Regions from separate parts of the Homo sapiens genome. Here region 1 is linked to region 2. The links are chromatin contacts, found by Hi-C or POLR2A ChIA-PET in ENCODE. All regions are on one chromosome and are shown on one strand. Each heading gives the region's core, a stretch centred on a gene start or an enhancer-like site at or near the end of the contact. The rest is flanking DNA. Distances are from core to core; before and after follow the strand shown.

Region 1 (3,698 bases), core at 589-3,088, 73 kb before region 2:
AGTATGTGGACAATCATTCTCCAGCTTGGTCTAAATTTAAATAGCATATGTTCTACCGGGCTTCAAAAGGCAACATTTTTGTTGTTGCTGTTCTAAGCCTTTCTGGGAAAACCCACATGCTGCAAAATACAGGCTTAAATTCATGAAGATATTCAGACTTCAGAATACATTTTACAAGCAGGTGAAAATTTTCCTCTCCCTTACTAATCTCCCTGTGGAAAATTACCAAAGACCTCAGTGGGGACCTAATTGAAGGAAAAAGTCGTTGTCATCATTAAAGTTATTGCCGTGACTGTAATAATCACTTCTTCAGAACCCGGTTCTATGTGGAAACTAAATGAGTAAACAAGTTGCCCATGAGGGAAAGGAAACCCTTCCAGCTGTACATGACATGTAGTTGATGAACTTGGTTCAATCTGGGAGGAGAAAGGCCGGTGGAAGATAGCGCCCCTGACTCCAATCCTACCACCAGTTACCCGTTAGCCTCTCCTGGAGATGGCTGAAACAGCATAAACAACCTCCAAACACCCGGCCACTGCAGCCAGCTGTTCTAGAACTGAAAGGACACCAGTTCCTCTTTAAGTCTCCGGGTGACACTCATTGACTCATATGTGTCATAGTTAATATGAATAAGACTTTCCTGGATTAACTTAGATATAACTAAATTGCCCAGTGAGGAGAAGCAATTTTCATTTACAGAAAACTATTACTGACTATAAAACTCTTTACCCGTGACGCTCACTAATTACTGATGACCCAAGGCTGGTGACCATGTCCTTCCCGGGCTGCCCCCACACAGCAGGGGCCCAGCCTCTTCCTCCTCCACTGCATGGAACGAGCAAGCTGCCTGCTGCTCATCTCGCCATGTCTTTCTGAAACCAATAAAACCTATCTGTTTTTGTTCTGCATTCGTGAATGATGCTTGCTGTTCAGAAAAGTGCATGCGTTGGTTGACAAAGTCTAACGAATAAAAAATGTCAGTGTGACTTCATGGAAATGTTGGTTCTCATCAGTCCTTTTCCCCAGATCTATTATTGCAAACACAAAGCGTTTTCTTCTACCGCACTCTGGGAGACTTACTGAAATAATTGTGTCATCGCTCCAGTGAAAGCATCCTCATTTCTGTCCTCATAGGGACTTTGGAGAAACTCAGTTGTCTACTTTCTCAAAACTTTTACTTGAATTGCTTTGCATCCCTAACTGAAATCTTCCAGCCCCCAAGGTCAGGGCTATGATATACCATGGTAACCAACTTCACCTGCCCCTCAATCCTGCCAAGCTTTGGTGAGATTCCCAGGGTGGCGTCCCACCACCAGCAAGTAGGTTCCTGATCACCCCTCTTAGCAAGGACTGTTTCAAACTGTCCCCCTTCTCAGACACCAAGCCACTCCCCCTCCCACTCAATCACAGCAGAAGACTCGGATTCCTATCTTACACAGAAAATGGCTGTTACTGGTGGCTGCCAGACCTGCAAACCTCCTGCTATTTTCCATTCTTTCCTGCTTCCCGCCTTCGTCCTGTCCAAGGCCAAGGTCTCCGTCTGTGCCCTACAGTGCCCACCTTCTCTGAGATCTCCCTCTAGTACAATCTCTTACTGTTGGGACCTCAGCGTCTCTCTTGACCACTCCCTCTGCCCCTCTGCCCGCTCCGCTCCTCCAGCTTCCTCCCAGCTCGGCAGAGCTGTCTGTGGCAGCCACTGCTGCTGGTTCCCTGTCATCCAGTTCCCTTTTTTCTTTTGGAATTGAAGCCCCCTGGGTTTGACTGGCCACGCACTGGTGACTACAAGGCCAGCCTCTCTCACTGGCCAGTGTGAGAGGTCCCACACTGGCCAGTGTGGACCTGAGCTCCCAGGACGCTTCTGAAAAGACACTGCTTGTCCTTGACCCCTTTCCCTTTCTGAGGACTGCAGCATGGACATGAGCAAGTGCACTGCCTTTGACCATGCAGAGGAAGACAGCACCCTGGGCGCAGCAGAGCCACGTGGAGGAGGCGGGCTGCAGGCTGACCTCACACAACAGAGCCACTCACCCCACAGCCCCACCTAATGTCTGCTTGGGCTTTTATGTGCAGGAAAAATAAACCTTCTGTCTTGTCTAAGTCACCGTCATCTGATCTATGTGAAAGCAGCCCAACAAATACGTTAATAAGATATTTTCTGATGGGAATGTAAATTAGTATAGCCATTATGGAAAATAGTGTGGAGGTTCGTCAAAAAAATAAAAATGGAACTACCACATGCTCTGCATTAGTCCATTCTCACACTGGGTAATTTATAAAGAAATTACCCACCCACCTGAGACTGGGTAATTTACAAAGAAAAGAAGTTTAATTGACTCACAGTTCCACATGGCTGGGGAGTCCTCAGGAAACTTACAATCATGGTGGAAGGCACCTCTTTACAAGGTGGAAGGAGGGAGAATGAGAGATGAGCAAAGGGGAAAAGCCCCTTGTGAAACCATCATATCTCGTGAGAACTCACTATCACAAGAATGGCATGGAGGTAACCGCCCCCATGATTCAATTACTCCCACTGGGTCCCTCCCATGACACGTGGGGATTATGGGAACTACAATTCAAGATGAGATTTGGGTGGGGACACAGCCAAACCATGTCATGCTCTAATTCCGCTACTGGGTGTATATCTGAAGGAAAGGAAATCAAATCAGTCTGCTGAAGAGACATTTGTATTCCCACGTCCATTGCAGCACTATTCACAATAACCAAGATATGGAGCCCACCTCAATGCCCATCAGTAGATGAATGGGTAAAGAAAATGTGGCATTTATATATGGAATACTATTCAGCCCTAAAAAAGAAGAGAATCCTGTCATTTACAACATGGATGAACCTGGAGGACACTATGTTAAGTCAAATAAGCCAGGCACAGATAGATAAAGAATGCGTGATCTCACTCATATGTGGAATCTAAAATAGTTGGACTCATAGAAGCAGAGAGTAGAATGGTAGTTACCAGGAGCTGCCGGGATGGTTGGGGAAAAGTTGGTCCCAAGGATACAAAATTTCATTCCAGGTAGAGTGGTGCTTGCCTGTAGTCCCAGCTACTAGAGAGGTTAAGATGGAACGATGGCTTGAAGCCTAGGAGTTCCAGACCAGCCTGTGCAACATAGTGAGATGCTGTCTTAAAATAAAGAAATAAATAAAATGGAAAAGACAAGACAATTTTTAAAGAAGAATACAAAATTTCAGTTAAGATAAATAAGTTCAGGAGATCTACTATACAACAAGGTGACTGTAGTTAATAACATTTTTTTTTTTTGAGACAAAATCTCACTCTGTCTACCAAGTAGCTAGGACTATAGGCATGTACCACCACCACTAGCTATCTTTTTTTTTTTTTTTTTAAATTGAGACAGAGTCTCACTCTGTCACCCAGGCTGGAGTGCAGTGGTGTGATCTCAGCTCACTGCAACCCCCACCTCCTGGGTTCAAGCAATTCTCTGCCCCAGCCTCTCGAGTAGCTGGGATTACAGACACCTGCCACCACGCCTGGCTAATTTTTGTATTTTTTTTCTTTAGTAGAGATGGGGTTTCACCATCTTGGCCAGGCTGGTCTTGAACTCCTGACCTCGTGATCCATGCACCAGTCCTCCCAAAGTGCTGGGATTGCAGGCGTGAGCCACCGTGCTCAACCTAATTTTTGTATTTTTAGTAGAGACGGGGTTTCATGATGTTGGTCA
Region 2 (3,572 bases), core at 1,070-3,569:
CGCCTCCCGGGTTCACGCCATTCTCCTGCCTCAGCCTTCCGAGTAGCTGGAACTACAGGCTCTTGCCACCATGCCTGACTACTTTTTGTATTTTTAGTAGAGAAAGGAGCCTCACCATGTTGGCCAGGTTGGTCTCGAACTCCTGACCTTGTGATCTGCCCACTTCAGCCTCCCAGAGCGCTGGGATTACAGGTGTGAGCCACCGCGCCCGGCCTCATGATTCTTGATAAATGAATTAACACCAAGGTCGCCTCCCCAGGGAATATTCACTACCAGCTGGTGCCTTCACATGTGGGGTTCGCCGTCTCATGGCTTCATGAGCTTGAGTCTTGCCCCACGGTTTCTCTAAGGGTTAAATCCATGACCTCCACCAAAACTGAGCGTGAGATACTTACTGAGTCCAGCGAAGAGCAGAGACCACAGTCAAATTAAGAGAAACAGACTCAGAAGGCACGGGAAGGAACGTCGATGCTATCAGAAAAGCCAGATTCCACATAAATCCTCCTATTTACAAATGAAAGATTCAGATGACGGGGGAAGGGGCTGCTTGCAGACTCTTTCCCACATCTCTCGGCACAGTGCCCATCTTAAGGGGGAAATCAACGTTAAGAAATGACATTGGTCGGGCACGGTGGCTCACACTTGTAATCTCAGCCCTTTGGGAGGCGGAGGCGGGCAGATTGCTGAGCCTGGGGGGTTCGAGACCAATCTGAGCAATAAAGTGAAACCCCATCTCTACAAAAAATATAAAAATTAGCTGAGTGTGGTGGTGTGCACCTGTAGTCCCAGCTACCGAGGAGGCTGAGGTGGGGGGACCACCTGAGCCCAGGAGGTCAAGGCTGCATTGAGCCGTGATGTCACCACTGCACTCCAGCCTGGGTGACAGACCTAGGTGAAGACCTTAGCTCAAATAAAAATAAAAATAAAAAGAGAAAGGATAAAAAAGATATTTTTCACCCTCTAACCTGAGAATTCTTCCAGATACAACTGAGATAGGTCCACCCCCAAATTCCTCCGCCACCCAGGGCACGCGGCAGTCGGGACTGGAGAGGCTCCCTCAGCGGAGGCTACAGCCAAACATGAAGCTTGCATTCTTTTTTTCTTTCTTCTTTCTTTTCTTTCCTTTTTTCTGTTTCTTTCTGGTAGAGACAGGGATTCACCATGTTGCTCAAGCTGGTTGCCAACTCCTGGGCTCAAGGGAACTGCCCACCTTGGCCTCCCAAAGTGTTAGAATTACAGGTGTGGGCCACTGTGCCCAGCCCTGAAGCTTGCATTCTCCCTGGTCTTCGAGTCTCTGTTACCTCTGGAGCCATCGCAGACATCCAAGCGGCTGCTCACCTCTGGCCAGGCTTCCCCGGCCTATGGCCAATGTGGAAGCTCAGACCCTTGCCCTCAGATGGGCCCGCCCAGGGGGTTTAATTCTCTGCAATTGCCCTCTTGGACTTCTTTTTTTTGAGACGGAGTGTTGCTCTGTCACCCAGGCTGGAGGGCAGTGGCTCGATCTCGGCTCACTGCAACCTCCGCCTCCTGGGTTCAAGCGATTCTCCTGCCTCAGCCTACTGAATAGCTGGGATCACAGGTGTGTGCCACCATGCCCGGCTAATTCCTGTATTTTAGTAGAGAAGGGATTTCACCATGTTGGCTAGTCTGGTCTCGAACTCCTGACCTCATGTGATTCGCCCACCTCGGCCTCCCAAAGTGCTGGAGTTACAGGTGTGAGCCACGCGCTCGGCCCCTCTTGGATTTCTTAATACTTTTCTTTCTGACTTTGTGGTTTGTAAATGAAATCCAGTGGGACAAAGGATCTGCTGGCAGGAGGGCACGGACTGTGGGGATCAAGGACAGTTAGGGTTTCAGGGTTGGGACTCAAGCACCCTGCCCCTGGGCACCTGAGTCTGTGAGACTCCCAGAGATGTCTTTGAGAACCCCCCGTCCCAGGGAGCACACCATTCAATCACAAATAAAAACCACTGTGACAGGTGAAGGGAGGAAAGGAAAAAGCTTTTCTCCTGCTTTTGGAACCAGGAGTCCCGTGTTGTCGTGTTGCACGGGACCTGGCAGTGACATCGCTGGCTCTGCCTCTGGCCCCAACACATCCTCCAGTGTGTGTCTCTCACCTGGACGGGCTCTCCAGGCCGATGCGTTGGGATGCTGACTTTTAGAGTTTTGTGTGTGACAAAGCAGAGGACAAGCTTCCCCATCACCCAGAGGCCACTTGGTGGAGGAGCCGGGGAAGCTGCTGGCTTCTCGGGCTTTTGTAGTCATGGGTTGGCCACCGAAGCCCAAGGCCAACTGTCACCTACTCCAAGTCTTGACATCCTCATCTGCAAAAAGCAAAGAGATAACATGATTTTCAAGATGTTTTCTGGCTCTACGAATATCTGACGATTCCGAGTACACGATAAGGCTCATTTTCTGCTTGGGAAAACCCAGTGCTGGAGAGAACACAGGATCCCCCAGCTTCCCAACACCAGCCTAGGGAAATGATGTTCATCTGACAATGAAAATTTCTAGGGCCGGGGTGGTGACTCACACCTAGAATCCCAACACTTTGAGAGGCCGAAGTGGGAGGATCGCTTGAGGCCAGGAGTTCAAGACCAGCCTGGGCAACACAGCGGGACTCCCTCTCTACAAAAAATAAAAATAAGCCAGGCATGATGGTGTGTGCTTGTAGTCCCAGCTACGCAGGAGGCTGAGGTGGGAGCATTGCTTGAGCCCGGGAGGTTGAGGCCACGGTGAGTAGTGATTGTGCCACTACACTGCAGCCTGGGCGACAGAGTAAGACCCTATCTCAAAAAAAAGAGAAAATTTTAGAATTAGTGGCAGTGGAAAACGATGCAAAGGTTCCTATGTTTTGAGGTGCATCCTATAACCCAGATTTATTGTAGGAGAAATTTCATAGCATCTCAGATCCTAGGCTTGGTGGACAATGAGAGGGGAGGTTAATAAATATTCCTTCTGCCTTTGGGAGGGTAGAATAAAGAAGCTGATGTACAAATCAAAAATATTTATAACTAATAAATCCTATCAAAACCCTCACTGTGACAATGGGCCATAATTTTTGTTCTCTTTTAAAACTGCTATTGTCGACCAGCCGCGGTGGCTCACGCCTGTAATCCCAGCACTTTGGGAGGCTGAGGCGGGTGAATCACCTGAGGTCAGGAGTTCAAGACCAGCCTGGCCAACATGGTGAAACCCCGTCTCTACTAAAAATACAAAAATTAGCCGGGCATGGTGGTGGGTGCCTGTAATCCCAGCTCCTTGGGAGGCTGAGGCAGGAGAATCGCTTGAATCCGGGAGGCGGCAGTTGCAGTGAGCAGAGATCGTGCTACTGCACTCCAGCCTGAGTGACAAGAGTGAAATTCCATCTCAAAAACAACAAACAACAAAAAACAAAAAAACAAAAACTGCTATCATTGGGGGATAAATGGAAAACATGAGATGTAATTCATCATGGCGTCCTGCATTAGCTAACATTGTGTTGACGCAGAGCCCACCTCATGCTGACAGCTGCACGAGGTTCACGCACACTGGCTCTTTTTTTTTGAGATGGAGTCTGGCTCTTGTCGCCC

The links. A loop is a pair of places that touch in the nucleus more often than their neighbours do. ChIA-PET counts read pairs that join two places held with the same protein, here RNA polymerase II (POLR2A). Pooled maps may share reads with other maps.
Region 1: a pooled map shows a loop between it and region 2 (2.0-fold over the local background). The contact joins the enhancer-like site here to the promoter of LINC01714 in region 2. A Hi-C loop is called at or near these places in 1 of 168 maps with a recorded cell type or tissue (CD14-positive monocyte) and 6 of 50 pooled maps. POLR2A ChIA-PET finds 5 or more read pairs at or near these places in 7 of 52 experiments (BJ, Caco-2, GM10248 and 4 more).

Annotation. Positions count from the first base shown.
Region 1 is chr1:8,280,296-8,283,993 of GRCh38, reverse strand. All of the region lies in intron 1 of LINC03154 (long intergenic non-protein coding RNA 3154), which reads right to left. Among named protein-coding and RNA genes, the nearest start is that of LINC03154, 23 kb to the right of the region's middle. Within about 2 kb of position 1,838, at least 4 of the 41 ENCODE cell types and tissues checked have a DNase peak (open chromatin) inside an H3K27ac peak, as active enhancers do.
Region 2 is chr1:8,207,419-8,210,990 of GRCh38, reverse strand. LINC01714 (long intergenic non-protein coding RNA 1714) reads right to left here and starts at 2,319. Exons shown (of 4, transcript NR_125998.1): 1 at 2,118-2,319; 2 at 396-504.